Regions from separate parts of the Homo sapiens genome. Here region 2 is linked to region 1. Evidence: read pairs that join two places in POLR2A ChIA-PET (ENCODE). Cell type or tissue: GM12878. All regions are shown on one strand. Links, peaks and the distances in the headings refer to the core of each region. The heading gives the core; the rest is flanking DNA.

Region 1 (16,901 bases), core at 3,958-8,957:
GGAAAGAAGGAAGGAAGGAAGGAAGGAAGGAAGGGAGGAAGGAAGGAAGGAAGGAAGGAAGGATCAACTTTGCCAATAATCAGAGAGATAAAAACCAATTTAACAATGTTTTGGCAGACATAGCTTATGCTTCTCAGGTTAGGGGTATTACTACGGTAGAAAATGCATTCTCCAGAGTTTTTGGAGGGTCATACAAGAATACATATGAAAGCCTTAAAACTATGCCCACAAAAATACTTTAACTTCTAGGAATTAATCCTAAATCTTAAGTAAACAATTAAGAATAGAGATGCACCATTTACATACATGGCTTTTCATAATAGTATTATGTATTATGGGTATATACCCAGTAATGGGATGGCTGGGTCAAATGGTATTTCTAGTTCTAGATCCTTGAGGAATTGCCACACTGTCTTCCACAATGGTTGAACTACTTTACAGTCCCACCAACAGTGTAAAAGTGTTCCTGTTTCTCCACATCCTCTCCAGCACCTGTTGTTTCCTGACTTTTTAATAATCGCCATTCTAACTGGTGTGAGATGGTATCTCATTGTGGTTTTGATTTGCATTTCTCTGATGGCCAGTGATGATGAGCATTTTTTCATGTGTCTGTTGGCTGCATAAATGTCTTCTTTTGAGAAGTGTCTGTTTATATCCTTCGCCTACTTTGTGATGGGATTTTTTTTTCTTACAAATTTGTTTGAGTTCTTTGTAGATTCAGGATATTAGCCCTTTGTCAGATGAGTAGATTGCAAAAATTTTCTCCCATTCTGTAGGTTGCCTGTTCATTCTGATGGTAGTTTCTTTTGCTGTACAGAAGCTCTTTAGTTTAATTAGATCCTATTTGTCAATTTTGGCTTTTGTTACCATTGCTTTTGGTGTTTTAGACATGAAGTCCTTGCCCATGCCTACATCCTGAATGGTATTGCCTAGGTTTTCTTCTAGGATTTTTATGGTTTTAGGTCTAACATTTAAGTCTTTAATCCATCTTGAATTAATTTTTGTCTAAGGTGTAAGGAAGGGATCCAGTTTCAGCTTTCTACATATGACTAGCCAGTTTTCCCAGCACCATTTATTAAATAGGGAATCGTTTCCCCATTTCTTGTTTTTGTCAGGTTTGTCAAAGATCAGATGGTTGTAGATGTGTGATATTATTTCTGAGGGCTCTGTTCTGTTCCATTGGTCTGTATCTCTGTTTTGGTACCAGCACCATGCTGTTTTGGTTACTGTAGACTTGTAGTATAGTTTGAAGTCAGGTAGTATGATGCCTCCAGTTTTGTTCTTTTGGCTTAAGATTGTCTTGGTGATGTGGGCCCTTTTTGGTTCCATATGAACTTCAAAGTAGTTTTTTCCAATTCTGTGAAGAAAGTCATTGGTAGCTTGATGGGGATGGCATTGAATCTATAAATTACCTTGGGCAGTATGGCCATCTTCATGATATTGATTCTTCCTATCCATGAGCATGGAATGTTCTTCCATTTGTTTGTGTCCTCTTTTATTTCGTTGAGCAGTGGTTCGTAGCTCCCCTTGAAGAGGTCCTTCACATCCTTGTAAGTTGGATCCCTAGGTATTTTATTCTCCTTGAAGCAATTGTGAATGGGAGTTCACTCATGATTTGGCTCTCTGTTTGTCTGTTATTGGTGTGTAAGAATGCTTATATTATGAAGAAAATAAGCAAACAAGAACATTTTTAAAGGAAACAAGGTTATGGTATACAATAGGGGATTAGTTAAATTGTGGATAGTGGAATACCATGCAGCCACTACAATTTATGTAATAAATAAAATTAATGGCATGAAAACATGTTCACAAAATATTGGTGAAAAAAGTAATTATAAAAAATAATATGAAAAATATGATCATCATTTTTATTAAAATGTATATGTTTATATGACATATGAACATAGTCATAAACAACTGCTATTGAGAGGTGACAGTAGAGTAACCTTAGACATAGAATGACCTTAGATTGTAAATCCAAAGCCACAGGAAATATCGAGAATTTAATCAGATATCACTTTAGTATCTTTAAGAATTGTCTGTCCCTACCATACAAGAATGATGTATATCAAAATGTTTACTATGACCTGGATGATGATAACAAGTGTGATTTTCATTTTCTAAGCTTTTAATGCTGTGTTTTTAGGTGTTTTAGAGTTTCTAAATGGAATTATAACTGAAGTTTTGACTGAGTCACCAAGATTAAGTAGAATTACATAAGGTGAGACATGAGGCAAAGATGCAAATTTTCAAAGGGAATATCTAGACATTCTAAGAGTCCATAACTCCTAAACCTCTCACCCACAAGAAGGCTAAAGAACAGTGGGGCTTAGTGATTGGGAAAGAATCTGAAAATGGATTTGTAAGGAAAATTTCTTTGCGGAAATTTTCTGTTCTGTTCTAGTGCTTGGCCCTCACATCAAGCCTATAAAGAGGGCGTTCAATTCAGTTTCCTATGTGCCACTTACAGTTCAGGGGGAGCAATGAACTTGTGTCTGATTCTCACCTGGAAGGCACTGGCAAGCCCCCTCAATAATGGGATCAAAGGTGAGTTTGTTGCACTAGGTGACCCAAAAGTCTGAAATTTGTTGGGACAAAGGATGTATGAGTATTTCTTTTAGACTAGATGTGTCACTTGAGAAAAGCCATGCTGAAGCCATTTTAAACCTAGTCCAACAGAGTATCCTGGAACAGAGTGATCTGTCCAACAGAGTAACCTGGAAGGGTGATGTGACTTACCAGAAATAGTCTGTGCGATAGTTAACTTTATGTGTCAATTTGGCTAGGCTATGGTATCCAGTTGTTTGATCAAACACTAGTCTAGATGTTTCTGTGAGGGTACTTCTTAGATGAGATTAACATTTTAATCACTAGACTTTAAGGAAAGCAGATTATACTCCATAATGGGGGTGGGCCTCATTTAATCAGTGGAAGGCCTTAAAAGCAAAGACTGAGGTTCCCAAAGAAGAAGCAATTCTGTCTCAAGACTGCAACACAGAAAACTGACCCGAGCTTCCAGTCTTCAGATTCAGACTCAAGTCTTATTCAGAGAAGGCTCAACTCCTCTCTGAATTTCCATCCTGCCAGCCTGGTCTACAGATTTTGGACTTGCCAGCCTCCAGTCATATGACTCAATTCCTTAAAATAACTTTCTCTCTCTCTCTCTCTTTCTCTCTCTCACTCTCGCTCTTGCTGTCATTCTTGTTTCTGTTTCTCTGAAGAACCCTGGCCAATACAGTCAGTGTCAAGTGAGCTTCTGGAACACAAAGCCTGAGAGAGGAGCTGCCAGGAGGAGGAAATTCATTGCCTGCCTCTCAGGACACACATTCAGGAGTTCTCAGAAAGACTTCTGAAGAGGAAGAGAGAGGAAGAGTCCATAGTAAACACCTGCCCAGGTCAAAGAATGCACAGCCATCTAACAAAAAGGCCCATACAGTTAGAGTTTTTCTATCCCTGTTGCTTCTCCTTCTTATATCACTACACCCCTCATCCCCACCACCACACCAATCCTGGTAAAGACAGAAAGCCACAATTAGCAAGATAAAAACAAGGGGATGGAAGCCTAACTTGAGAAAGGAAAGAGAAGGGTGATACCTCTCCTTCCTTGCCTTCCTGCCTGAAGAAAACCACCAGCCAAGGGAGTGGAAATACTTTAACCTTAAATCAAGGTCAGAGTTTGGATCATTCCTTGGGACTGGATGTCTCAATTTCTGAATTGAAACTGTGATTGTGACTATAACATTATTTTTTATTGTTATTATGTAAAAGTAAACCAGGGCGGGGAAACACTTTCTCCACTGAATATATTTTATACAGACAGTGGGAGATTAAAAAAATAAATAAATGTGCTTTTCTAATACATCCCAAGAGTCCTACCTGTTCAATGTGCCACTTATACAAATATTACTTTTTATGATTGAAAAAAAAGCCAGTATTATATTTTCAGTATTAATTTAATGAATATTTTCATATCACATAAATTCTAGTTTAATATATTATGTTACACTAATAATGTCTTTTATATGAGAATTTCTGTGATAAATTCTTCCAAAAATAAATTTAGTCTCCCCCAAAATTAGACTTTCCAGAAATATATATTTTTAAATTTACAATAAAAATCATAATACCTTTACTCCAACAAATATTTATTGCCAACAAACTACATGCTATCCATATGCTAATAATAACAAACTGGATATTGCTTCTGCCTTGTGAGGCTCACTTGCTGGTAAAGGAAACAGTCGTTACATAAATAAACACAGAATTACAAATTTTAGTAAGCACTTAAGGAAAAGTATTATGTGAGAATAAATACAGAATAATAATTTAGATCAATACATTTGGAAAGTGTCCCTCTGAGGAAGTGACATTTGAGCCTAGATCTGGATGATTTGTAGACGTTAATTAGGTAGAGAGAATCAGAACCTAGGAGAAAAGCTTCCAGATAGACAGAAGAGAGTGCCCCAAGGTCATGATGTGGAAATCCCTGGGTATACACAAGAAAGCATGCTGGATTGTAAACAGTGGAAGGGAGTGTTATGGTAAAGGAGGTTGGAGAATCAGTCAAATCATGCACGCCTTTGTAGGACGCATTGTAAGGTTGGATTTCATCATAAGTTCCCGGAGAAGCCATCAAAGGATTTTGAGAAAAGAAAAGACATCCAGGCATATGTTGTTTTATTGCACTTCACTTTACTGTGTTTCTCAAATATTGCATTTTTTTTTATAAATTGAAGGTTTATGGCAACCCTACATTGAGCAAGTCTATTGGTGCCATTTGTCCAACAACATATGATCAGTTTGTGCCTGTGTCACATTTTGGTAATTCTTGCAATATTTCCAGCTTTTTTCATGATTATTATATCTGCTATAGTGGTCTGTGATCAGTGATCTTTGATGTTACTATCACAATTGTTTTAGGATGTCATGAACCATACCCTTATAAGATAACAAACTTAATCAATAAATATTGTGTGTGTTTTGACTGCTCCACTATCAGCCTTTCCCACATTTTTCTCTCTATTCTCTGGTCTACTTAATCCCTGAGACATAACAATATTGAAATCAGGCCAACCAATAATCCTACAATGATCTCTTAGCATTCAAGTGAAAGAAGAGTCTCATATCTCTCATTTTAAGTCAAACTCTAGAAGTGATTAAGCTTAGTGAAGAAGGCATGTTCAAACCAGAGATAAGCCAAAAGCTAGGCCTCTTGCACCACTTAGCCAAGTTGTGAGTGCAAAGGAAAAGTTCTTGAGGAAATTAAAAGTGCTACTTCAATGGACGTGTAAATGATAAGAAAGCAAAACAGCCTTATTCTGGATATGGAGAAAGTTTTAGTGGTCTAGAGAGAAGATCAAACCAGACAAAACATTCCCTTAGAACTAAGCCTAATCCAGAGCAAGGCTCTAACTCTTTTCAATTCTGTGAAGGCTGAGAGAGGAGAGGAAGCTACAGAAGAAAAGTTGGAAGCTATCAGAAGTTGGTTCATGAGGTTAAAAGAAAGAAGTCATCTCCATAAGTGAAGTACAAGTAAAGCAGCAAGGTGCTGATGTAGAAGCTACAACAAAGGTGCTGATGTAGAACCTACAACAAAAGGTGCTGATGTAGAACCAACAACAGAAGGTGCTGATGTAGAAGCTACAATAAATTATCCACAAGATCTAGCTAAGATCATTGATGAATGTGGCTACACTAAACAACAGATCTTGCAATGTAAATAAAACAGACTGCTACTGGGAGAAGAGGCCATCTAGGGCTTTCATAAAGAGGACAAGTCAATATCTGCCTTCAAAGTTTCAAAGGACAGGCTGACTCTCTTATTAGGGATTAATTCAGCTTGTGTCTTTACATTGAAGCCAATGCTCACTTACCATTTTGAAAATTCTAAGGCCCTTAAGAATGATGCTCTTAATAAATCTACCCTGTCTGTGCTCTTCAAATGGAACAACAAAGCCTAGATGGCAGCACATCTGCCTATAGCATGGTTTATTGAACATTATGACCACTCTTGAGACCTACTGCTTAGAAAAAAAAAATTCTTTTTTGAAATATCACTGCTCATCGACAATTCACCTGATCACTCAAGAGCTCTGACAGAGATGTACAAGGAGGTTATTGTTGATTGTCTGCTTGCTAACACAACATCCATTCTGTAGCTTATGGATCAAGGGGTAATTTCTAATTTCAAGTCTTCTTGTTTACAAAATATACTTTATAATGCCATAGCTGCAATAGAGAGTGATTTGTCTGATGGACTCGGACAATGTAAATTGAAAACCTTCAGAAAAAAGTTCACCATCTAGATGTCATCCAGAACATTTGTGATTCATGGGAAAAGGTCAAAATATCAACGTTAATAAGGGCTTGAAAGAAATTAATTCCAACTCTCATCAATGAGTTGGAGAGGTTCAAGACTTCAGTAGATGAAGTAACTATAGATATGGGGGAAATAGTAAGAAAACCAGAATAAGAAGTGGAGCCTGAAGGTGGGATTGAATTGCTCCAATCTCATGATCAAACTTTAACAGATGAGGAATTGCTTCTGACAGATGAGCAAAGCAAGTGGTTTTTTGAGATGAAATATACCCCTGGTGAAGATATTGTAGACATTGTTGGAATGACAACAAAGGATTTAGAATATATTTATAACTTTATAAGTAATAAGATTTATAAGTTTATACTTCATTGATAAATCAGAAACAGACTGTAAGAAGATTGACCCCAATTTGAAAAAATTTCTACTGTAAGTAAAATACTGTTCAACAAAATACTAACAATATCACAAAGCTACAGAGAAAGCTTTCATGAAAGGAAGAGTCAATAAATGCAGCAAACTTCGTTGTTATCTTATTTTAAGAAATTGCTATACCCAGTCCAACTTTCATAAGTCACCACCATGATCAGTCAGCAGCCATCAACACTGAGGTAAGATCTTCCACCAGCAAAAAGGTTATGACTTGCTGAAGGCTCAAAAGATTGTTAGCAGTTTTTAGCAAAAAAAAGTTTTTGTTTGTTTGTTTGTTTGTTTTGTTTTGTTTTGATTTTGAGACGGAGTCTGCTCTGTTGCCCAGGCTGGAGTGCAGTGCAGTGGTGTGATCTCGGCTCACTACAAGCTCTGCCTCCCAGGTTCACGCCATTCTGCTGCCTCGGCCTCGCAAGTAGTAGCTGGGACTACAGGTGCCCACCATCACGCCCGGCTAATTTTTTTTTTTTTTTTTTTTTTTTTTTTTTTTTTTAGTAGAGACAGGGTTTCACCGTGTTAGCCAGGATGGTCTCGATCTCCTGACCTCGTGATCCTCCTGCCTCAGCCTCCCAAAATGCTGGGATTACAGGTGTGAGCCACCGCACCCAGCCAAAAAAAGGTTTTTAACTAAGGCATGTATGTACATTTTTTAAGACATTATTCTACTGCACACTTAATAGACTATAGGATTGTGCAAACATAATTTTTATATGCACTGGGAAACCAAAAATTCCTGTGAATCACTTTATTGCTTTATTGTAGTGGGCTGGAACTGAACTCATAATATCTCCAAAGTATACCTGTATTTTGATTTAGTCTCACTTTTTTAATTTTAATTTTTAATTTTTTGGGGTACATAGTAGATATATATATATATGGGGTACATGAGATACTTTAATACATGCATGTAATGTGAAATAAGCACATTATGAAGAATGAGGTATCCATCCCCTCAAGCATTTATCCAATGAGTTGCAAACAATCCAATTACACTCTATGTTATTTTAAAATGTACAGTTAATATAGTCACTCTGTTGTGCTATCAAATAGTATATCTTATTCATTCTTTCTATTTATTATGCATTAACCATCCTTACCTCCCTTCAAAACCCCCTACTACCCTTCTTAGCCTTTGGTAACCATCCTTCTACTCTCTATGTCCATGATTTCAATTATTTTGATTTTTAGATCCCACAAATAAGTGAGAACATATGATGTTTGTCTTTCTGTGCCTGACTTATTTCACTTAACATAATGATCTCCAGTTCCATCCATGTTGTTGCAAATGACAGGATCTCATTCCTTTTATAGCGGAATAACACTCCATTGTGTATATGCCACATTTTCTTTATCCATTCTTCTGTTGATGGGCACTTAGGTTGCTTTCAAATCTTAGCCATTGTGAACAGTGCTGCAACAAACATGGGAGTGCAGATATCTCTTCATTATACTTATTTCCTTTTTATGGGGTATATACCCAGCAGTTAGATTGCTGGATCATATGGTAACTGTATTATTAGTTTTTTGAGGAACCTCCAAACTGTTCTCCATAGTGGTTGCACTTATTTACATGCTCACAAACAGCGTACAAGGGTTCCCTTTTCTCCACATACCCTCCAGCATTTGTTATTGCCCATCTTTTGGTGAGAAGCCTTTTTAACTAGGGCGAGATGATATCTTACTGTAGTTTTGATTTGCATTTCTTGGATGATCAATAATTTTGAGCACCTTTTCATATGCCTGTTTGCCATTTGTATATCTTCTTTTGAGAATTGTCTACTCAAATCTTTAGCCCATTTTTTTTTATCAGATCATTGGATTTTTTTGCCTGTAGAGTTGTTTGAGCTCCTTATATATTCTAGTTATTAATCCCTTGTCAGCTGGATAGTTTGCAAACATATTCCCCCATCCTGTTAGTTGTCTCTTCACTTAATTTATTGTATCCTTTGCTGTGCAGAAGCTTTTTAACTTGATGTGATCCCATTGGTTACTTTTTGCATTCATTGCCTGTGTTTGTATGGTATTGCTCAAGAAATTTTTGCCCAGACCAATGTCCTGGAGATTTTCTCAAATGTTTTCTCACAGTAGCTTCATGATTTGAGATCTTATATGTAAGCCTTTAACCCATTTTGATTTGACTTTTGTATATGGCAAGAGATAGGGGTCTAGTTTCATTCTTCTGCATATGTATATTCAGTTTTCCCCACACCATTTATTAAAGAGACTGTCTTTTTCCCAGTGTATGTTCTTGGCAACTTTGTGGAAAATGAGTTCACTGTAGATGTGTGGATTTTTTTGAGTTTTCTGTTCTGTTCCATTGCTCTATGTGTCTGTTTTTATGCCAGTACCATGCTGTTTTGGTTACTACAACTCTGTGGTATAATTTGAAGTCAGGTAATGGTGATTTTTTCACTTTTGTTCTTTTTGCTTAGGATAGCTTTGGCTATTCTGGGTCTTTTGTGGTTTCATATAAATTTTAGAATTATTTTTTCTATTTCTGTGAAGAATGTTATTGGTATTTTGATAGAGATTGCATTGAGTCTATAGTTTGCTATGGGTAGTATGGATATTTTAACAATATGAACTCTTCCTACCCATGAAAATTGAATATTTTCCATTTTTTGGTGTCCTCTTTAATTATTTTCACCACTGTTTTATAGTTTTTATTATAGAGTTCTTTTATTTCTTTGGTTATTTTCCAGATATTTAATTTCATATGTGGCTATTATAAATGGGATTATTTTTTGGTTTCTTTTTCACATTGTTCACTGTTGGCATAAAAATGCTACTTATTTTTGTGTGTTGATTTTGTATCCTGCAACTATATTGAATTTATCAGGTCTAATAGTTTTCTTGTAGCATTTTGAGGGTTTTCCAAATGTAAAATCATATCATCTGGAAACAAGGATAATTTGACTTCTTCCTTTCCCATTTGGGATGTCCTTTGTATCTTTCCCTTGTCTGATTGCTCTAGCTAGGACTTTGAGTAATATGTTGAATAGCAGTGGTGACAGTGAGCATCCTTGTCATGTTCCAGATCTTAGAGGAAAGAGTTTTAGTTTTTCTCTGTTCAGTATGATATGAGCTGTGGATCTGTTGTATGTGGCTTTTAATATATTGAGCTACGTTCCTTCTAATCCCAGTTTGCTTGGGGAGGGGGTTAACATTAAGGGATGTTGATGTTTATCTAATGCTTTTCAGCATCAATTTAAATGATCATATGGTTTTTATCCTTTATTCTGTTAATATAATGTATCACAATGATTGATTTGCGTATGTCTAACCATCCTTGCATCTCAGGGATAAATCCACTTGGTCATGATGAATGATCTTTCTAATGTATTGTCAAATTAGGTTTGCTAGTATTTTTTCTGTTGAGGATTTTTTTTTATTATATTTTAAGTTCTAGGATACATGTGCAAAACATGCAGTTTCGTTACATAGGTATACATGTGCCATGGTGGTTTGCCGCACCCATCAACCTGTCACCCACATTAGGTATTTCTCCTAATTTTATCCCTCCCCTAGCCTGCCACCCCCCACCCGCCCCAGTGTGTGATGTTCCCCTCCCTATGTCCATGTGTTCTCATTATTCAACTCCCACCAATGAGTGAGAACATGTGGTGTTTGTTTTTCTCTTCTTGTGATAGTTTGCTGAGAATGATGGTTTACAGCTTCATCCATGTGGGACATGAACTAATCTTTTTTATGGCTGCATAGTATTCCATGGTGTATATGTACCACATTTTCTTTATCCAGTCTATCATTGATGGGCATTTGGGTTGCTTCCAAGTCTTTGCTATTGTGAATAGTGCCTCAATAAACATACATGTGCATGTGTCTTTATAGTAGAATGATTTATAATCCTTTGGGTATATACCCAATAATGGGATTGCTGGGTCAAATGGTAATTCTAGTTCTAGATCCCTGAGGAATTGCCACACTGTCTTCCACAATGGTTGAACTAATTTACACTCTCACCAACAGTATAAAAGCATTCCTATTTCATCACATCCTCTCCAGCATCTGTTGTTTCCTGACGTTTTAATGATCACCATTCTAACTGGCGTGAGATGGCATCTCATTGTGGTTTTGATTTGCATTTCTCTAATGACCAATGATGATGAGCATTTTTTCATATGTCTGTTGGCTGCATAAATGTCTTCTTTTGAGAAGTGTCTGTTCATACCCTTGCCCACTTTTTGATGGGGTTGTTTGTTTTTTTCTTGTAAATTTGTTTAAGTTCCTTGTAGATTCTGGATATTAGCCCTTTGTCAGATGGATAGATTGCAAAAATATTCTCCCATTCTCTAGGTTGCCTGTTTACTCTGATGACAGTTTCTTTTGTTGTGCAGAAGCTCTTTAGTTTAATTAGATCCCATTTGTCAATTCTGGCTTTTGTTGCCATTGCTTTTGGTGTTTTAGAGATGAAGTCTTTGCCCATGCCTATGTCCTGAATGTTATTGCCCAGGATTTCTTCTAGGATTTTTATGGTCTTAGGTCTTACATTTAAGTCTTTGATCCATCTTAAGTTGATTTTTTTATAAGGTGTAAGGAAGTTGTCCAGCTTCAGTTTTCTGCATATGGCTAGCCAGTTTTCCCAGCACCATTTATTAAATAGGGAACCATTTCCCCATTGCTTGTTTGTATCAGGTTTGTCAAAGATCAGATGGTTGTAGATGTGTGGTGTTATTGCTGAGGACTATGTTCTGTTCCTTTGGTCTATATATCAGTTTTGATACCAGTACCATGCTGTTTTAGTTACTGTAGCTTTGTAGTATCGTTTGAAGTCAGGTAGCATGATGCCTCCAGCTTTGTTCTTCTTTCCCAGGACTGTCTTTGCTATGTGGGCTCTTTTTTTGGTTCCATATGAACTTTAAAGTAGTTTTTTCCAATTTTGTGAAGAAAGTCAATGGTAGCTTGATGGTGATAGCATTGAATCTTTAAATTACTTTGGGAATTATGGCCATTTTCATGATATTGATTCTTCCTATCCATGAGCATGGAATGTTTTTCCATTTGTTTGTGTCCTCTCTTATTTCCTTGAGCAGTGGTTTGTAGTTCTCCTTGAAGAGGTCCTTCAAATCCCTTGTAAGTTGTATTCTTAGGTATTTTATTCTCTTAGTAGCTATTGTGAATGGGAGTTCACTCATGATTTGTCTCTCTGTTTGTCTGACTTTTGAGGATTTTGCATCAATATTCATCAGAGATATTGGCCTGTAGTTTTCTTTTCTTGATGTGTCTTTCTGGTTTTGGTATCAGGGTAACACTGGCCTCATAGAATGAGTTTGGAAGTATTCCCTTTTCCTCTGTTTTTAGAATAGTTTGAGTAGGATTGGTATTAGTTCTGGTTTGGTATCAGGGTAACACTGGCCTCATAGAATGAGTTTGGAAGCATTCCCTTTTCCTCTATTTTTAGAATAGTTTGAGTAGGATTGGTATTAGTTCTTGTTTAAATGTTTGGTAGAATTTAGCAGTGCAGCCATCAGGTCCCATGCTTTTCTTTGCTGGAAGACATTTTATTATGGCTTTAATTTTGTTACTTGTTATTGGTCTGTTCAGGTTTTGCATATTTTCATGGTTCAATCTTGGTAGTTTGTATGTTTCTAGGAATTTGTCCATTTCTTCTAGATTTTCCAATTTATAGTACATACTTGCTCATAGTAGCCACTAATGATCCTTTTAATTTCTGCAGTATCAGTTGTAATGTCTCCTTTTTTATTTCTGATTTTATTTGGATCTTCACTCTGTTTTTCTTAGTCAATTTGGCTGAAGGTTGGTCAATTTTGTTTAACTTTTCAATTAAAACAACTTTTTGTTTCATTGATCTTTTGTATTTTTTTCATTTCAGTTTCATTTATTTCTGCTCTGATCTTTATTATTTCTTGCTTCTACTAATTTTGAGTTGGTTTTCATTGCTTTTCCAGTTCTTTAATGAGTCTTTTTTTCTTTCCTCCATTAAGCCAGTCTACATCTTTTGATTGGAGAGTTTAGTCCATTTACATTCAATGTTATTGATAAGTAAGGACTTATTCCTGCTATTTTGTTATTTCTTTTCTGGCTGCTTTGTGGTCTTCCTTCATTCTTTAATTCTTGTCTTTCTCTAGCAAAGATGATTTTCTCTGGTGATATGATTTCGTTTCTTGCATTTTATTTTTTGTGTATCCATTGCATGTTTTTGGTTTGAGGTATACATGAGGCTTGCAAATATTATCTTATAACCCCCTATTCTCACCTGACAAAGACATTATTTCCATAAACAAACAAACAAGCAAAAATAAAACTAATAAAAACTCATCTTAACTTTGTCCTCCTGCTTCTTAACTTTTTGTTGTTTCTATTTATAACGTATTGTACTGACTATGTACTGAAAAGTTGTTGTACTTATTTTTGATTGGTTCATTGTTAGTCTTTCTACTTGAGTTGTTTATACACCAATATTAGTGTTCTAATATTCTGTGTTTTTCTGTGCGCTTACTATTACCAGCAAATTTTGTACTTTCAGATGTTTGCTTATTGCTTATTAATGTCCTTTTCTTTCTGATGAAAGTACTCCCTTTAGCATTTCTTGCAGGACAGGTCTGGTACTGGTGAAATCTCTTGGCTTTTCTTTGTTTGGGAAAGTCTTTATTTCTCCTTCATATTTGAAAGATATTTTCATCAGACATGGTGTTCTAGAGTAAAAGTTTTTATTTTTCCTTCAGCACTTTAAATATGTCATGCCACTCTCTCCTGGCCTATAAAGTTTCCACTGAAAAATCTACTGCCAGACGTATTACAGCTCCATTGTATGTTATTTGTTTATTTTCTCTTACTGCCTTTAGGATTCTTTCTTAATCCTTGACTTTGAAAGTTTGAATATTAAATGCCTTGAGGTAGTCTTCTTTGGATTAAATCTACTTGGTGTTCTATAACTTTCTTGTAGTTGGATAGTGATATCTTTCTCTAGGTTTGGGAAGTTCTCTGTTATTATCCCTTTGAATAAACTTTCTACCTCTGTCTCTTTCTTTCTCTCCTCTTTAAGGTCAATAACTCTTAGATTTGCCCTTTTAAGGCTATTCTCTAGATCCTATAGGCATGCTTCATTCTTTTTTATTATTTTTTCTTTTGTCTCCTTTGACTGTATTTTCCAGTAGCCTGTCATCAAGCTAATTCTTTATTCTGCTTTATCCATCCTGTTATTAAAACATTCTGATGCATTCTTCAGTATGCCAATTGCATTTTTCAGCTCCAGAATTTCTTCTTGATTCCTTTACATTATTTAAGTCTCTGTTAAATTTATCTGATAGAATGCTGAATTCCTTCTCTGTGTTATATTGAATTTCTTTGAGTTTCCTCACACAGCTATTTTAAATTATGTATCTGAAAGGTCACATAGCTCTGTTTTTCCAGGATTGGTCCTTGGTGCCTTATTTAGTTTATTTTGTGAGGTCATATTTTCCTGGATGGTGTTGATGCTGGTAGATGTTCTTTGGTGACTGGGCATTGAAGAGTTAGGTATTTATTATAGTCTTCATTGTCTGGCCTTATTTGTAGCCATCCTTCTTGAGAAGGCTTTCTAGCTATTTGAAAGGACTTGGGTGTTGTGATCTAAGCTGTTTGTACTTTAGAGGTTACCCCAAGCCCAGTAACACTGTGGTTCTTACAGACTAATAGAGGTGCTGTCTTGATGATCTTAGACCAGATCCAGGAGAATTCCTTGGATTACTAGGCAGAGATTCTTGTTCTCTCCTCTTACTTTTTCTCAAACATACAGAGTATCTCTCTCCTTTCTGAGCCACCTAAAGCTGGGGGTGGAGTGACACAGGAACCCCTGCGGCCACCACTACTATGACTGTATTAGGTCAGACCTGAAACCAACATAGTGCTGGGTCTCGCCCAAGGCCTGCTGTAACCACTTCCTGATTACCCCTTATGTTTGCTCAAGGCCCTGGGGCTCACAATCAGCAGGTGGCAAAGCCAGCCAGGTGTGTGCCCTTCCCTCAAGGCAGTGAGGTCCTCAGGTCCCGGGTAAGTCTAAAGGTGCCACCTAGGAGTCAGAGACTAGAGTCAAAAACCTTAGAAGTCTACCTGGTATTCTTTATATTGAAGATCACAAAACTCAGTCCTTCCCACTCTTCCCTCCACTTTACAAAGGCAGAGGAGCCTCATCCCAAGCTGCCACACGTTCTCTTAGTCAGCTTGTGGTGAATGCTGCCTGGCCTAGGACTCACACTTCAGGGCAATTGGTTCCCCTCTGCCCCAGGGCTGGTCTAGAAATACCATCCAAGAGTTAAGTCCTGGAATTGGGGTCCCTAAGAGCCCACTTGGTACTCCACCTCTGTGGCAGTGTTGGTACCTAAGGTGCAAGACAAAGTTCCCTTTACTTTTCCCACTGCTTTTCTCAAGCAGGAGTTTTGCCCCACAGCCACCACAGCTAACTTTAGCTGAGTGTCACCTAAAGCCAGCAAATCTCAGAGGCTCACCAAGGCCCTCAGTGTTGTACCTGGGTATTGTTGCTTGTTATTCAGGATGCAAGGGCTTTTTGATTAGCAGGGGATAAATGCTGGCAGGACTGTGTCTTTTTCTTTTATGTAGCAGTTCATTCTGGCCCAGGGTGTGTCTAGAAGTGTTATCTGGGAGTTAGGGCCTGGAATGGGAGCCTCATGACTTTGACTAGTGCCCTATCCTGCTGTGGCTGAGCTGGTATCCAAAATGCAAGACAAAGTCCTCCCCACTTCCCCCTCTCCTCTCCTCAAGTGGAAGGATAGGGTCTCCTTTGGAGCCATGAGCTGTGCAGCCTGGGGTTAGTGGAGGGGTAAGGCCAGCACTCACTTGACTGCCCCAGCTAGTGTCTCAGTATGCTGCTTGCCCCCTAGTCCATTGTCCCTGGGCCTAGTTCAGCCCTGGGATTCATCTAAGAGTTGCAGTCCTTACGGCCTAGACTGTCTTTCAAGTTTACTTAGAGACCCAGAGCCCTTTGGCCCTCAGTGGTGAGTTTTGCAGGCACTTAAGTTCTGACTGCTGGGATCAGTGTTTTCCCTCTGACTAGCACTGGTTTAAATGCTCCCTGTGTGGGTGGGCATCAGCTGAGTCTGATCTGGGTTTTTCTGTCTGCTCTAACAGAGCAGCACTGAGTTCAGTGCCTCACAATTGCTGTGTTCTTCCCCAAGTGCCCAGAAACACTCTCTGCCCCACTCTGCTGCTGCCAAAGGGGAGGGAAGGGGTTGTGTCACCGATTCAGGACTGTTTTGTCTATCTCCTTAGAGCCTCTTTCAGCGTTAAAAAGTTAAAACCAAGTATATAAGTGCTTACCTGATTTTTGGCTCTTATGAAGGTGTTTTTTCCGTGTAGATAGTTGTTAACTTGGTGTACTTACATGGAGGATGATCAGTGGAGCTCTCTATTCCACCACCTTGCTCCACCTTTCTCTCATTTATGCTCACTTTGGCTGTGGTATAGATAATGGGTTCAAGGTGGGAAAGACTGAAAGAGGGAAGAACCCCTAGATAGCTATTAACGATGGTCCAGGGAAAGATCATGGAGGTTAGTGGAGTAGACAGACCAGGTGTGTTTAAGTTTTCTTTTGTCAGGGTGAGTGATTGGTTGGATGTGGAGAGTGAGCTGAGGGAAGAAAATGTTTAAGATAACTCCCAGAGTATCCTTTCCTTCCCCTTTACTGCCCTCAGCTCTGACCCACCTCTCAACCTGCCATCCATTTAGCACCTGTGTTCAGCAAAGGTGATATGAGGCAAAAGGACACTCTTTCCACTACCCTGGAGTTTGGTCAGACATCAACACTGGGAAGGTGAAAAATCAGAGAAAAAGCATGGATCATGGCACTAAAACCACCGATAAGGAAATTAAACATTTGGCCTGTTACAGATTGGCAAACCACAATTATAGGCCCTAATGACAGCCCTTATCAAGGCAGTATATTCTTTTTGACACAATGTTGCATTATAACTGGAATTCATCATCCAAATATTGGCATAATATTAAATTTTAAATAATATTTAAATGTGAATGATTCTAATATATCACTCAAACATTAAATAATAATGGGAGCATTCATCTTAGAATCACAGTGGTCTCTTGCTTTTATTGTTTCTAAAGTTATTCTACTCATTTTGTCACTGCTATATAGCCCAAACTCAGATGATGTCCTAGTGCCAGA
Region 2 (16,901 bases), core at 7,527-12,526, 55 kb before region 1:
GGTCCCTGCTCCCCAAACTATCAAGCCCAAACACCATGATCCCTGGCTTTCAGAGTTTTTTTGATTTGGTCCTGAGTACTCAACCATTTACATGATCTCCTTAATTTCCATTACGCTTTCTTATATAGCCTGTGGTCCTCGTTTTGTCACTTAGTCAGTCCTGCAGCATTTCAGTCTCCGAATCCATAAAATGAAGACACTGGCCTTTACAAAGATCTCAACAGCCCCCTTTGTTCATGCTAATTTACAAAGCATTTGATCTTCCCAGTAGCCCTATGAGGTGGAGAGGACAGGGATTAGCCCATTTTTTAGTTAAGAACACCAGTCAAGGTGCTCTGTCTTCAAGCCCAGTGCAAACCCTTCAAGCCCATAAATATTGGGTGTCTGCCCTCCTCTGAGGTGGTTCCTGCCTCGATCCTCCTTTGCTGTCTGTCCAAGTCCTGCCCCATCCATCAGAGAACAGCTTCATTCCCAACTCTTTCCAAGACTGCTCCAGACTTTACAGGCCCACCCACCTTAGGCACCATTCCACCCACAGGCAGAAATACAGAGGCTGGCACTACTCACCTCTCTTACCTCCCTGCCTGCCTATCCCATCCAATCCTGCCCACCCCAGAATGGTTCCCGGGGCCTGACACTTGTCTCCGCCATGGAGTGGTGAAACCTCAGGGCCCCTGCCTATTGGGTCTCTACACACCACACTGTCCTGGCTTAAGGTGAGCCCATGGAGCTCATTCGGGAGAGGCTTGTAGGGTGGATTTGGGGTAAGAGGGAGGAGACGAGATGTGCTTCCCCTGGCATGGGGTGGAATGGAAAGAAGAATGGGCATGAAATCCAAGCAGACAAGGCCAGAAGACAAAGAGACTTCCAATAATGGTAAAATTAAGATCTACCTAGGTTGCAGTGTCTAAGAACTAAGGTTTTCTTTTCTCACTTTCTCTCCATCTCACAAACTACACCCCACTCCCACTACCACCCCACTAGAAGCAAATTGCAGTTACCATGTACCCTGGGTTATTTAACACACTGAAATGAACAGCATTTGGCAGGATTCTGAGCAGTTATTTTGCACCACAGCACACACTAGAAACCAATGACCTGAACGATCTAAGGTTGCTGTTCTAGAACTGTTGTCTGCTTCTAACTAGCCCTCTTCCCAATTAATTTGAATTATTGAGCTTCATTCTTCCTTCACCAGTATGTACAAGAGGACCCAAGCCATCACACAGCCTAAGGCAGGCCCTGATTCCTGGGCAGCTAACAGAAAGCAGACAGAGGATGTACCAGAGCTGTAGGTTTTATTTAAAAGCAGTTGAGGATTTAGTACTAGAGCCCAGGGTGGCAGGAGAGCCTAGTGGGCAACACATGGACTCTCGAACCTGTGCTTGTATCCCAGTTCTTCTACTTAGCAGTTCTGTGGCTTTGGGTCCTTAGCATCTCTGTGACTCAGTTTCCCCAACTGTAAAATGGAGATAACAAGAATACCTACTTTCTCATGAGGATTAAATGAACTGAAATAAGTGAAGCTCATAGAACAGTCCCTGGCACACAGTAAGTAACAGGAAAGTGTTAGTTGCTATTATTTTTGTTGTCGTTGATTTCTCCTGCTATTACTGTTGTTCTTTGGAGGAAGGAGACATGATCTGATGCTCTTGCTGTGAGAATGAAGAGCCTAGCATAATAAATAGAGATTCGGCACACACAGAGTTCTAACTGTCAAGCCCTCGCCAGTCGCCCACTTCCCTCCTCCAGCACATCCACAGATACATGCTTTTAAAGAGAAAGAATTCCTCTGAGACAAAATGTTCCTTTCCTCTTGGTGACCTTGACTGAAGGAGCTGCGGCACACCCTGAAGTGGCCACCTGCTCCTCTTCTCCAATTCTTACCTAATCTCTGGACCAGGAAGTGGAAAGAAAAGCGCAAGAATATTGAAAAACAGTCAAGAGGTTTGTTAAAGACTCTTCTCAAAATAGATCAGAGGCATGCACACATACTCAGGAACTTGGTCAAGTATTTACACGCACCTTCTAAATAAGCTGACTGGTGAATTTTCAAGGAGAATGTAGCTCAGGAGTCATCTATGGATAGCAGTGAGACACTCACCTCTTTTTCACCTCTGGAAACTTTCCACCATCACCTCCTCCACCCCCAGCTCTCTCAGAGTAACAACAACTTCTTTAAAGAGCCCAGCAAAGTTATTTCTTCAGAGGTTGTTTGGGTTCATCCCATCATGTCCTAATATTTACATTTTGGATACAATTGGTGAATATTAATATTTTTTCCAAAGAGCTCAAATAAAATGTTTATTTCATGTTTAAAGTGAAATAAAAAGAAAATCCCTCAATGAGAAGAGTCCCTAGAGGAACATTTGAGGTTTGAGAATATTGCTAAGCCCAGGAATATAGAAGGACCCTTTTGGTCAAGTGAGAGGCAGGAGGCTTGGACATGAACAGAACCCCTTCTGAGTGTGTGATCAAGAAAAGGGGCCCATCTGTGTGGCGTGCGGGCCCATGGGGATGTGTGAGTGTGGGGAGAGAGACTCTTAAATGATGCCACAGTTGATTCCTGGACTGCCTCAGGGTATAGAACAGAGCTAAAGCAGGGAAAGGAATACCCCCAAAGGCAGCCTCCTTCCTCAGGGTTGTAGAGCAGTGGAGTAGTGGCCGACAAGGCTGACCAGGAGTTTACTCTGGCTGCTTCCAGGATGTTATCTGACTCTATTTAGACAATTATTCCTTGGTATGGTTTGGCTGTGTGTCCCCACCCAAATCTTACCTTGAATTGTAATAATCCCCATGTGTCATGGGAGGGACCCAGTGGGAGGTAATGGAATCATGGGGGTGAGTTTTACCCATGCTGTTCTCGTGATAGTGAAGATCTGATGGTTTTATAAAAAGAAGTTACCCTGCCCATGCTCTCTTGCCTGCCACCATGTAAGACATGCCTTTCACCTTCCACCATGATTGTGAGGCCTCCCCAGCCATGTGGAACTGTGAGTCCATTAAACCTTTTTTTATATATAAATTACCATCTTGAGTATGCCTTTGTTAGCAGCATGAGAATGGACTAATTCATTCCTAAAAGAACTCTCCTCCAACTAACCACCTTGGTCACTGATGGGGACTTTCAAGTGCACAGTGAGAAGGGCAGGGGGCTGGGGAGGTGGGATCATAGATGTAATCATAGGAGTAGGTACTCAGGTAAGAACTGGAGCAGGTGATTCCAAGGTGAATAGGTGGTGAGTCAGCTGTGTGGAAACTTTTTTAGGACAATGATTAGGCTAAAAAAAAAAAAAATTCTGGTAATCTTTTTTAAGCTAAAAGTATATTTGTTTATTCAACATTAAATACATGAGTTAAGTACCCACTGTGGGCCAAAGATGGTGCCTTAAGCTAACAGTGCACAAAGAAATGGGAAGAGATGCAAGATGGCCATGAATAGAAATGACCTAGGGAAGCACATAAACATAATACAGAATGCTTGAAAGAAATTGATGCTGAGATCTGAGAACACAGAGCAACACTGTAATTTTACCCAGGGGTGTCAGGGAAAACGGCTCAGAAGAGTTGCTATTTAGCTAGATAGTGAAGAAGAATAGGAGCTGGCCAGGCTAAGAAAAGTTAATGATTAAAAATGCAAAACCAGGACTAAATAGTACTGGGTCCAAATGATAGTTCAATCATTTACCACATGTAAAACCTTAATCTCTCTGAGCCTTAACTTCCTCATCTATAAAATGGGAATAATTCTGCCCACCTTGTAAAGAGAATTAAATAAGATGATAGCTGTACAGTTTTGTGCATAGTCTCAGCCCAAAGTAATCATCTGCAAATGGTAGCTATGGTTATTCTTTAGCCCATTTATTCTGGTCCTGGGCCATTAAAAAAAAGTGGCAAAATGCAACCCTGAGGAATTCCAGACTTCAGGGAGGCCCAAAATTCAAAGAGGTTTTGGTTCACAGGCCTTCACCAGCCCTCTGGATAGGCAGAACATGTTGGTAGAGTGAAACGTGCTAGCACAGTGGAATATTCTTGTATCTGGGATTATAAAATATATAGATAAGTTTCCTTCAGTTCTTAATTTCTGCCCATTCCAGGGCTTTATAACATGAGTCACACCCAGTCTCTAACTCACAAATCCCAATGAGGAAGAAATGAAACGCCAGCCACCTTCCCCATGTCTCCACTCCCAGTGGACTGCCCGTCAGTGTCCCACACCTTCCTCATAAGCCAGAGGCTCCCCTGCCCCCCAGCCACACCTTCCTCATTTTTTCTGTCCCTTCCTCATATTGAAAAATGTAAGAGGAGGAGGAGGAGGGGAATTCCAGTTTAGTTTAAACAGAACTCAGGGGGAAATGGCATTTGTTTTCACAAGGAGGAAATAAAGCCTTTTCAGTCACCCTATAAAGTTGCGCTAACATGGGCTCAGCAACCCCTTCATGTTCTCAAACTGTGATGCCCTCAGGTGTGGAACTTCCCAGGGCTGATGGTTACCAGCTGCTTCTGAAAGCAGCCACTGCTGTGGAGGTAACAGCAAGCTCAGGATACAAGATCTCCTAGGCTTAGGGCCAGATAAAGGTTTTCTGCTTTTGGAGGACTCTTGTTCCCATGGCTGGCATCCACTGAGAAGAGCCAGTGGGTAACAGAATAGTTAATACAGTGGTTCAAATATTTAATTACTATCTGTTTTATCTTATACCATTTGGCCTTATATTGGGCTGTACAAACTCTTAGAAGTGCCCCTTTGCCCAGCTGCCCTCAAGGGCCCATCAGGAGGAAAATAACTGGCTAATTCCAGCTCTGGTCATATAGGCTATCTTCTGTGGACATGGAAGGGTGACATGGAAGAGCCCCATTTGAAGATTGGGGGTACACTTGGAGCTAGAGAGCCACCCATCATATGGAGGAGAAGTGGTCACTCTATCACTTACAATAAAAAAAAAAAAAGATCACACTTTAGTTGGAGAACCTGCCTGATTTATCTTTAGAAAGAGGTGGTATGTAAATAAATTCAGTAAATCACAAAGTTGGAGGGGACCCAACTGCTTAAAGTTAGAGAAGAATCTTTGAAAAAAGGCCAAACCTGTGATTTCCTATATTAAACTATCCCTGGAGCAAGAAAGAAGAGTCTTGCAAAAAAATCAGCTATATTCATTCTTTTCTTCCATTTTTTAAAAGGAGAAATTAAATTAAAAGGTCAGTTTTTTACACTGCTCTTAATTGCAATGACTGTATCTTTTTGAATCTTAAAATACTCCCATCACCTTACCCTATGGTTGTAACCCTCCTTTCATAAGCTTTTAAAAGAGCTATTACAAGGCTTCAGTGAACTTTGAATTGTTCTAATTTCAACACAGTTTAGAGGCCAACAAGCCAAGAGGAGCCTTTCAAAGTAGGAGTGGAGGTTTTCCATAAGGGGAACTGACCTCGGACTTTCTCTGCTTGACCCAGTCTGCACATTTGAGCATTCAGTGCCATAATTCTGTCTTTACAATAGTAAAAAGGGAAAGAGAATTATTCTGGTAATTATATTAATCTGTCTCAAAATGATTCCAGGAGCAAAGAAATGGATCTGTGAGTGTTCAGAAGCTTGTAAGCTCTGAAACGGTTGAATATGATCAGTCTTTGCAGACATGACAAGCTCTGGTCTTAGTCTTAATGTTAGCAATGATTTTTTTTGGTCTCTCTTTTAGAAATTATAACCAGCAGGATCATGGATGTTTGATGTAGCATTCTTTCATCCAGAGCTTTTTAGAAGTTACTAAAGAATTAACAAGTGGACTGATTTGCTTCTTAACTGTGCTACAATTCTTTTGGTGGGAAGGCTAATAAAACGAACAGTAACAGGAGCCGTTCATACCAGCAGACAAAAATAAATAAATAAAAGAAGAGATACTAAAATAATCTACAGTGATAAATCTCCAAAAATATGGGGGAGATTCATCACTTTTGAGACCTAGTACACAAGATATGAGAATTGGTCCAGGATCATATATTTGCATAGCTCTTTAGATTGGTACACCTGGCATCTCATTTAATCCCCTTAAAATCATGCAAGATGGATAGAACACTCTTATTCCTCTGTCTCAGCAGGTAAGTAGTATAAGAGTCGTCAGGGTTAAGTAAATAGTTCATGGTCACACAGCTACTAATGGTTGAACCACACTCGAATCCACATATTCAGACTCCACATCTCTGGTGCTCTTTGCAGTGTGTTTAAGAGTCCCATTCATTTGTTGAAGTACTAGTAAATAATTTCCCAGTTGCCTAAAAGAGTAAATGGAGTCCCTAACACCAGCTTTAGTGCCGAAAACTCACTTTAAGTATTAGGGGACAAGAGCCCAGTTGATTCTTGCCATTTTTAAGGTGAAATGAAACTAAAGTATATTCATTATTAATGCAAAGCTCACACAAAAAGCATGTTGTGCTTCAAAGTAGTATTTGGAGGAGGTGTGGTTATTCTTACAAGGGTACATGCTCAAAGAGTTTTTTTAAACTGCCCATTAATAGTTGCTTTTGGAACCAGATTTCAAACTACAGAATAAAATATTCGCGTGACTTTATATTGCACCAAGATATTTCTACAAACAAAAAATAGTGTTACCTATCAGACCAGACCTTATTCTATATATCAAACTTCACTTTAGTCTCTATAAAACCAAGTTTACTATTCAAGAATGAAAACTGAACATATTTCCCACAGAGGAATGTTTTAAAATGCTTTCACTTGATTGCCTCATTAAAATTAGTGCATTTCCTACCAAGACGACCCTTTTGAAGTGGATACTGCCAATATTTTTATGAAAAAACCGAAAAAAACATTACTTTGCACTGACCCTTGAATAAAACATCCAAAGTCTCTCAATATTTCACAAGTAATAGAAAGATGAGGCAGAGCCCATAAAAGAAGAAAATAGGACATCAAGAAATCTAAAACCCACTACCCCTGCAAACAACAGCAGCAGCAACAACAACAGATTGATGTCATTCTTAAAAAGATAATCAAAATATGACTAAGTACTCCTCTCTAAATTCCAGGCCAGCCAAAAAGTCTTGATAAATATTGACGATTTACCCAATTTCACCTGCATAAAAAGTGTTTTGGTAACAGAATTAAAATCCTGGGTTTTATTCTAGCTGTGAATGTCATGCAGAATGATCTGAAGTAGCTTTTCCCCCTTTCAGAGAAAAGATGGGATCAGGCAGAAGGTGGATACTACGCACGCCAAAGTCACATGATGCCCCGTATCCTCATGTATCTTCTTTTCTGTGCCCTTCCTCCTTCACAGGCAGCATCGCCGCCATTACCGTGACAGTCATTGCCGTGGTGCTGCTGGTGTTTGGAGTTGCAGCCTACCTAAAAATCAGGTGAGACGCAGCTTACTCTTAAAAAAAAGGGATTCTGTTTTGTTGGGCTCTGGGCTGAGCGCTGTTTTGCTGGATACTTGTTCCTTAATAGGTATCTTAGCCCTTAGAAATATTGGCAGAGAAGTGAAAAATGGCGGGTGTACTCCTACACCACACAACACAGGTATAGACGTACAGTATCTGAACCTTGGCAAAGTAGAAGAAGCAAGCTGAGATATACAGCATGATGATGCAATGGAACAAGAATTAACGTGGAGTCGGGAGACTGAAGCCTAGGCTCCCTGCCCCAAATGTACCTCATTACCCTGGGAAAGCCACATGCCTCCTAAAACTCACCTATTCTCATCTGTGAAAGGGGGTAGAAGGGTGGGATCGATGGTTCCTAAATTCTGATGTTCTGAATACTGAACTGTGGATTTGTACCCAATCTGTTAATGAGGTTTTCATTGATTCCAATGCAAAATGTAAAAAATATAAGGAAGGTGTGGCATTTCCTATAAAACCGTTTTTTCTCCTGAGATTATGTCTTTATATTTTTGGCTTTAAAATATCTTTTCTCCTATGAAATGAAGTGATAGTAGCTGAGATTTTACTTTCTTTAGCCTAATAGGAAGTTGCAATACTCTGTGAGTCCTCCATTTTTGTTTTCTATTGCTCCGTGAAATCAAGTCTCAACACCACATTACTCACAGTCTCTAAGTGTCCTTCCAGCTGTAAAATGCCAGATGGCAAGTGACAGTCTTATTTCCTAGTCTGTGCAGTGCCCATAACAAAGGACAGAAAGACACAAGCTGCATGGTGAGCACACTCACCCTTGACCTCCAATTCGTTCTCCTCCCAGGAGCCAGAACCATTTCTATGCAAGCTCCTCTGCCCTGTCATTCCCTTCCTGAAAAACCCCAGTGGCTCCCCTTGCACTGAGAATTAAATTGTAACTCCTCAGCGTGGCCCTCAGTCATCCTGGACCGTGCCTGCCTCCCCTTTTCCAATCATCACATCCCTCTCTCCCTCTGAAGTCCTGAACTTCAGAAACTCCAGCTCCCTCCAATTCTTAGGACACACCAGGTTCTCTGTCCTTCCTTCCCCAGACCCTGCAATCTTGCTACTTCCTCCATGAGATGCTTGTCTTCTAGCTCCTTCTCATGCTGTGTACATTGGCTTTCATCTCACTTCCTTTGAGAGATGTCCTTTCCAGTTTAGAGCCCCTGTTATTTACTCTCTTAGTGCCTTGTTAAGTCTATCCTGGATGTGACCACTGTCTATTATTTTATTTTATTGCTATCATTTTGTTTTTGTATATGTGTTGCTTGTTTATTGTCTCTTTTCCCCACAAAAAATGTAAGGTCCTTGAGGACCTGGATTTGTCTGTGAGGACACTGCTAGGGACCAAGACGGTGCTTGATACATTGAACAAATGAGCAGTGAACCATAAGGACACACAATCCCATGGGCACTGTGGCGCACACACACAGACACCCCTGACTTGTCCCCCAAGCAGCCATGTTTCTTCCTCAAGAGGCTGTGCCACCCTGTCCTTCCCTCCTGCTCTTGACCCCACGTGGAGCTCATGGATATGATTCCTCATCTCAGAGCACATATCCACTCTGCTGCTGCCTCCTCTCATCCCCACTCGCCACCCAGCCCCACCCAGTGCCCACTGGGAGCACTTCCCTCCTCCTTCCCTTTTATCTCCCTCCATCTTGTGTTCTAAATGTGCATCAAATCAATCTCGATAATGTCAAGTGTGAGAGTGCCTTGTAATATCACCTGCGTCTACGATACAAAGAACAGGAAAGCCAGGTTTTGAAGAGAAATTGGAATTAAAGGGCCCGCTTGACCTGTTTCTAATAAAACATTTTATAAAAGCATCCAGAAGTTTCCCCCAGATTTAAAAAAAATATTTCTCTTCATTAAGTCTGCATGTCCTTGAGCACTAAACTTAATTTTATAAATTATATCTTACTGAATGATACCTTTTTCCATCTGGTTTAATTATTAGTTTATTGCTGCAGATACACCGTATTTTAATTACGAGTTAAATTGGCTTTTATGAACTACTCTGGGAACCTCGTTTCCATTTTATAACAAAGTATCTGTTGAAAAACATGTTCTGCCCCTCCTTCCCAAAAAGGAACTTACACATAAATTTTAGAGTCATTTTAGAATCACCAATGATGAGTTCCTAAGAGGCTACATTATCAAAAATACGACCTTCACTGAAGTGTGGAGTGAAATAGAAACACTTCCTTCTTGCTACACACTTCCCCAAAATGGTGCTGAAATAACTGGAAGGACTCTTCCTCTTCACTTTGGCAAGAATTCAAGTTTACCACCTCTAAACCCACACTGGCTATAGGCAGGCAGTCTAAAATAGTGATTAACAATTCAGACTCCAGAAGCAGGGAGCCCTCAGTTCAAATCCTGGCTCTACTACTTCCAGCACTGTGACCTGGGCATGTCACAGAGCACCACTAACCCTCATTTCCCTCACCTGTAAAATAAGGGCAGTAGTTTCTACCTTGTAGTGTTGTTTGGAAGCAAGTATATAGCACTGCCAACATCATCATCATCATCAAAGTGGTAGACTGGAAGGAGCCCCAGGAAGACAGTCCTTGATAGATAGCTGTAGAGCGTCAGCCATGTGCCAGGCCACATTAGTGATGTGACACAGTTCTGCCATCACAGTACTTACCATGTTTGGAAAATTTTGTTAGCAGGCCATTACAATTTGCTCTGATGAGTGCTGATTAAAATTTTATTTTAAGCTATATTTTCCCCAGGCGTTCAGAGCACCAGATAAATTAAGTAAATGATTAAATTGAATAAATCATTATTCTTCTTCCCCATACAGCTTCTGTCTCCTAAATGTAGTAAGATATACAGTGGCATAAATATAAGGTTGCTATTTATCTATTATGCTACTTAAGTTTAAGCACTATAAACTTAAGAATGGATACAGTTATTAGACCCTTAAGGGGTTTCAGAAACCCCCTAAGGAAAGCCCCTTTCTGCTTCTCTATTAATTATTTTGGTAAAATGATAACATAAGGAGATTAATCGTTGTTATGAATCTTAAGGCTATGCTAAAACCCCTTCAGCTGTTATTTTGCCAGGTTGTCGGAAAGCCCCATTAATCGTTCATCAAAAATACTTTAATTGACGTGTGTGTGTGCATGTATGTTCCTAAGGATAGGCTTTGCTTTGGTTGGGAACTTACTCTTCTTTCTTCATCCCAGATTTCTAAAAACAATAACATAACAAAAGATCTGTTTTCTGTGGTCTTTTAGCTTGTTTGGCTGGAGCAGCGAGTGACTAAAATCACAACCCATAGGGAGCCATTAGCTTCTGACCTGCAACCATGGGATATGGCCCTGGCCCAGCCAAGTTCTCTGCAAATGCAAGGGGAGAATCTGCTTGAAAAGGCAGCCTCATGATCAGAAAAATAGAATGCTTGGCAAGCTCTGCTAACAATGGGTGGGGACTTTTCACCTTTCTTCCCAGATCCTCATTTCCTCTAAAGGCATTGTAAACTTAAGAGCCATCTGCTTTTCACACTCCCTTTCTCCAGGGACCCATTACCCCTAGTTTTGTCACAATGACCCCTGCCTGGAGAACCACATCTTTTTGTAACCTGAGCCACTTTTGGATGTGACTTATAAAATGAACTGCCCTGAACCCAGGGCCCTTCTTGGTTTATGATCCCACCTTTTAACCAGCAGCAGTGTGGTGTGGAGGGAAGAATGTGAGCTTTGCAGTCAAGTTTAATGCTGACTCTTCTACTTACTATTTAGGCGGCCTTGGGCAAATTATTAACTCCTTGATCCTCAATTTCTTCAATCTGCAAAAAATAGAGTTAATAATATGTATCTTTCAAGGTTGTTTTAAAGACGAAATGAAGTAATGAATGCAGAGTAACTGGAGAGACTAGCATGGTGACTAAGAACATGCACTCTGGGGCAAGTTTTCTTTTTTTGAGTCGAAGTCTCGCTCTGTCACCCAGGCTGGAGTGCAGTGGCGTGATCTCGGCTCACTGCAACCTCCACCTCCCGGGTTCAAGCAATTCTCCTGCCTCAGCCTCCTGAGTAGCTGGGACTACAGGCACACACCACCACACCTGGCTAATTTTTGTATTTTTAGTAGAGACGGGGTTTCACCATGTTGACCAGGGTGGTCTCGCTCTTCTGACCTGGTGATCCGCCCACCTTGGCCTTCCAAAGTGCTGGGATTACAGGCGTGGGCCACTGCGCCCAGCCTGGGGCAAGTTTCTTAATCACTTTGTGCTCAGTTTCTTCATGTAAAATGAGACTATAATAATAATAGTACCTAACTCAAGATTGTTACAAAGATTAAATTATGATACATATAAAGGTTCAGTGCCTGGTATGAGGTGAGGATGATGGAAGGTCAATTACTGTTACTGCTGTAGTTTTTAGAACAGTGCTTAGCAAATAGGGACTCAGTAAACTGGTAACCACCAACACATAGGCTGTGAGGTTGGGAGCACAGTCTCCATCCTACCATTTCCATTCAGTAGGCGTAGGGATTCAAAGGACAGGGGAGAGAAGGAGGGGGAAGATGGCACAGCAGCTCATTTCCTAATTGAATATTGATATGGCGGTCTTCCATGTTCCAGTTTGGCAGTTTCGTTAGTGCTATTCTGAAACGTCTGTGAAGTTGAATCCATGTTACACATTTATAAATGGAAACTATCTCTGAGCAGTCTTTATGCCAGGGCTTGTTTGCAACTTTAAAAGAAAGCAAAGGCCCTGTCTACCTTTTGCAGAACTATCTTTAATTAGTGATGATTGAAGAATGAGATAAGTCTGTTTTGATTTGTTTAAGTTGGCTCAAAACTGTTCAGCCAAGACATAATCTCCCTGCACAGGAGACCGTATCTGCTAAGACCAGTGATGTGGATGTTGCTGTAATTAGGTGTGCTGGTGACCCAGACAGACTACATGGGCTGTTTTCTTCACAAAAATAAATGCAGTCTTGATTTATAGACACAACAGGACCTGTCTTTTAAGACGTCTTGTTAGAAGTCACCTATTTTGCTTTATGTCTTCTAGTGATTGCAGGTTGTACAATTGGATTCCTTCTGGTTGTTAGAGTAGGCCCAGCCAGCCATAAAGGCCAAGATCTTCTAGAATTTGTTATACACAGTTGACTTTTTCAGGTCACCTTTTGGAGTTCTGTAGGTCTTGTTTACTCAATTTTCTCCCTCAGTGGTTCTTAAACTTTAATGTGCATAAGAATCAATGGAAGAGTTTATTAAAAACACAGTTTCCGGCCGGGTGTGGTGGCTCACGCCTGTAATCCCAGCAATTTGGGAGGCTGAGGCGGGCAGATCATGAGGTCAGGAGATCGAGGCCATCCTGGCTAACACAGTGAAACCCCATCTCTACTAAAAATACAAAAAAAAATTAGCTGGCCCTGGTGGCAGGCACCTATAGTCCCAGCTGCTCGGGAGGCTGAGGCAGGAGAATGGCATGAACCTGGGATGTGGAGCTTGCAGTGAGCCAAAATCGCACCACTGCACTTCAGCCTGCGTGACACAGCGAGAAAAAAAAATAAAATAAAATAAATAAACAGTTTCCTGGGTCTCATCCCCATAGATTCAGATTCAGTAGGTCCAGGTGGGGCCCTTGCATTTACATATCTAACTAGCTCAAAGGTGATGCCAGTGCTGCTGGTCCAAGGATCACACTTTGAGTAGCCCTGTTTTACCCGCTTCTAACACTCCAGTAGCCCTGTTTTACCCATTTCTAACACTCCAAACACACTCTCTGCTGTACAGTTTCCCAGATAGATTGCCCTGTTGTTTCATATATGTTTCAGATATGTTGCCCTGTTTCAGATATATTGCCTTTGTAATTTTGAACATGCTGATCCCTCTGTGAGAGGTGTTTGGTTCACCCCTTTCCCAATCTGGCTAATTTCAAGTCGTCCAGCTCAAGAGAGATCTCCTTTGGGAAGCCTTCATCCACCTTTCCATACTGAGTTCCTTGCTGTGCATGCTTCCCTCATACCATGTGCTTCCCTGTACTGCAATCAGTGCATTCTCTACCAGTTTTCTCCACTAGAACAATATCAAGTCCTTGGCAGTACCTGACGTATAGTAGTTGCTTAATGAACATTTATTGGATGAGTTCATGAGTCTGAATAGGAAAGTTTGGGGGTGCAGCAGTAACATTCGTTTACTCCTAATCAAGAAGAACCAGGGTTTGGGGAAGGGGAAGCCATGGGAATCTGTTAAACCACACAGATTTTTACTAGCTACGTCGTGACACTGAGCTAGTTTACAAATAAACAGATGTGCCAATGTGTAGACCTTTTCTGTGATGATTGTCTTCCAATAGTAATGCCATCTGGCAGATAATTTTTTAAATAAACAAATATGACCTGCCCCTTCAAAGCAAAGGTAATTATTTCAAGATATGCTTGAAAGTAACAGCTTTTTAAAAGAAACCCAGAGTCTGGAAAAAAAAAGGATTTTAAAAATAAATATTTGGAAATATTCCCATCAGTGAGATTTTTGTTTAAAAGATGGAACTGATAGGATTCCTTAGTTGTGATACTCACTCTGCCACTAACTTGCTGTCGTAACTTTGGGTGAATAAAATAAATTGTAATGATTTCAGTTTTCTTAGCCCCAAAATTGTGGTTCACAATATTAATTTCTTAGTTTTGACAAATGTACCACAATTATGTATCAACATTAGTGGAAGCTGGGTGAAGGGTATACGGGAAATCTTTGTACTATCTTTGCAGCTTTTCTCTAAATCTAAAATCATTCCAACATACAAAGTTTATTTTTTTTAAATTATGACTCAGTAGCTACCACAAAGATATATTGTTTGCTTTTGCCTCAGGGCCTCTGTACTTGCTGCTCCCTCTGTCTACACGGTATCCCTCGGTTATCCACATGGCTCATCCGTCATCTCCTCTATGTGTCTGCTCAAAGATGTCTTAGTGAGACCTTCCTGATCATCATATTCAGAATTACAGTCCCCACCTCCTACTGGGAACTCCTCACCACCCCACCCACTTCTTCTATTTGTTTTCTCCATGGACTTAGTAACATTCACCATGTTATTATTTGTATATTATTTACTGTGTCTCCCCACGTAGAATGTAAGCTCCCTAAGGACAGGGATTTTGATCTGTTCAGTTTATTAAGGTATCAACCAGGTGCTAGAATAGGGCCTGATAGATGGTAAGTTTTCAATGAATACTTAAAGAAGCCAGGCAGGAAATGATAATCAGAAAAAAAGAGGAAACGATGGAAACAATGAAAAGGAGACAGTGACAGCTGCATCAAACAGTTTTGTTAATGGACAACAAGAGTCTAAGGCTTAATTACTCATGGCTAATGAACTGAAAGTTCAGCTGCATTTTTCCAGCACTAAGCCATGTCTTAATCATCTTTGTATCCTTCCATATTTCTTCATATCCTTAGCACATGGTAAGCACTAATGATTGAATGGCAAGACTTGCTTGACTAAAGAGGAGAGGGCTTTGTGGGGCATAGTCATAAATAAAGGTGGAGACTTGTGGAGAACTGGGGCTGACCCTTGTAAAGGACAAGGTATTTCCTAAAATATGTTTTGTTTCAACGCAAGAAAAGGGACACTTCACTCATTTTCAAAGACAATAGAGTTTCATTAAGTATTGATGCTACAGTTATCTTTAAATAGGTACCATTTTGCAGTGTTGGAGAATACCTCAAGCCACAAATGTCACCACATCATTTACCATTTGTCACCAACAAGTGGTCACCAAGTAGGGGCAGGGAGTAGGGAGTGCTGCTTTCTATTAGGGAAGAGCCACTAGAGAAAGAGAGCAATGAGGGAAGAGTTTAAAAGAAATCATTCTTCATTTTTCCCCCTCGGGTTTTAATTTGCTTACTGCACCATATGATACAGTAGACTCACATTGACAATAAGCACAGTGCCATTGATTAACGGGCTGTGAGCACTGTGCTAAGGGCCTTAAAGCCACATCATTGCATGCTAGTCCAGCCATAATGCTCTTTTCCCTTCCTATGTTTAAAGTCAAAACAGTGACTTTGACCATCAATATTCCTTATGGGATGTTTTCATTTTTCCAATTATACTATACAATGAATTTCCATGGGCCATATTAATCCTAGCTGGTATTAGCCAAACCCCATAGACACTCCATATACACTATCTATGCTGCTGCATATAAGCAGTTATCATCAAATATTTATAAAATAACCATTATATCAACAGCAACATGTTAGGTGTTTCAGGTAGTTAGAAGAAAAGTAGGACATAGTCTGCCCTCAAGAAGTTTACCATCTAAGCGGAGCCAAGACACAGCAAAGAGAAAACATGGCTATATTGAATCAGTGCCAGTCTTTATTAAGACTTTTAGTAAATAAAATTGCTTTGACCTTACAATGACATCATTCATCCAGATTGCTGTTCAGGTTGAAATTAGATGAAGCAATGTTGCCTTATAAAGCAAGCAAAGAGACCTTGGTTTCATTAGCAGCACTACCATTAAATAACATTGACAAAGTCACCTAAATTCCTTGGGTCCCACTTTACTTATCTTGAGAATGGGAGTTGCTTTGTTTTTTGGTTTCTGATTGTCTTTTTTTTTTTAACCTCATACACTATGCAAATGCCAATCTGAAAACCTCCCCATTTCCATCCAAAATGTGCCATGATTTAAGAGGTTCTGACCTAGAGAGAAAGTTTTACATGCTCACTAATTATTGTCCTCTTATCACACGTACAAAAAATGTGTTTGTCTTACTCTTACTACAATAGTATCCAATTTGTCCAAACCTGGCTGGAATCCCAGTACACCCAATTTTTCCTGTTTAAGCTCGTTAATGTGGTAAATAAGCCCTATGGGTTCAGTACATTCCCAATTTTGGTTCATCCATATCTCTTGTATATCTTTCCTCACTTATCAGCATTTTACTCAACTCACTGTTTCCTTAATGGGAAGGAAAAAAAAAAAAACAAAGTAAAGGCCAATCTTTTTCCTTTATTTTACTAGTGTTTGTATAGGAGGTGTGTCTTACAGTATAGGAGATTCAGATATAGCATTAACCAAATAGTCTTGCCTAAAATAACCATAGCCAGTAAACCTGATAGCCAGAAGATTTTCAATCCTCTAACCCCCATTCCAACATACTAATAAACTTTAAAAATTCAAATACAATAACAATCATGTAAGAAACTGGTTTTATAACTATGCCTGGGGTATAGTTTCAAGAGTTCCCAGTGGGAGGAGGTTCACTTTTCATTCAATGACATTTTTTACTATTTGGCAGATTCACCATGTGCTTGTATAAGATTTATTATATTAAAAATTTAAAAACAATATTGGCCAACATTCATTGCACATTTGCTATGTGGCAGGCCTTTTATATTCATTACCTTATTTAATCCTCCTAACAACCATAAAGCAATTTTTTTTAAAGTTTCTCCATTTTATAGATGAAGAAACAGGGGGTTAAAAACTTATTCAAGGACATACATTTATTGACCAAA

The links. ChIA-PET counts read pairs that join two places held together with the same protein. Peaks named below come from ENCODE experiments on the same cell type or tissue, not always from the same donor. Only the 100,000 strongest peaks of a DNase experiment are listed, where the experiment ranks them.
Region 2: POLR2A ChIA-PET joins it to region 1 with 5 read pairs; 2 of 35 experiments call an interaction of 5 or more read pairs at or near these places.

Annotation. Positions count from the first base shown.
Region 1 is chr4:75,084,892-75,101,792 of GRCh38, forward strand. No RefSeq gene overlaps it. Among named protein-coding and RNA genes, the nearest start is that of LINC02562, 8.6 kb to the left of the region's middle. In GM12878, for the core only: no CTCF peak of the experiment used is centred there; no DNase peak of the experiment used is centred there.
Region 2 is chr4:75,026,594-75,043,494 of GRCh38, forward strand. It overlaps PARM1 (prostate androgen-regulated mucin-like protein 1), which reads left to right. Exons shown (of 4, transcript NM_015393.4): 3 at 7,290-7,368. It overlaps LOC107986289 (a long non-coding RNA gene), which reads right to left. Exons shown (of 3, transcript XR_001741728.2): 3 at 10,462-11,206. Among named protein-coding and RNA genes, the nearest start is that of LINC02562, 50 kb to the right of the region's middle. RefSeq lists an enhancer at 1-455. In GM12878, for the core only: no CTCF peak of the experiment used is centred there; DNase peaks (open chromatin) are centred at 9,698 and 10,838.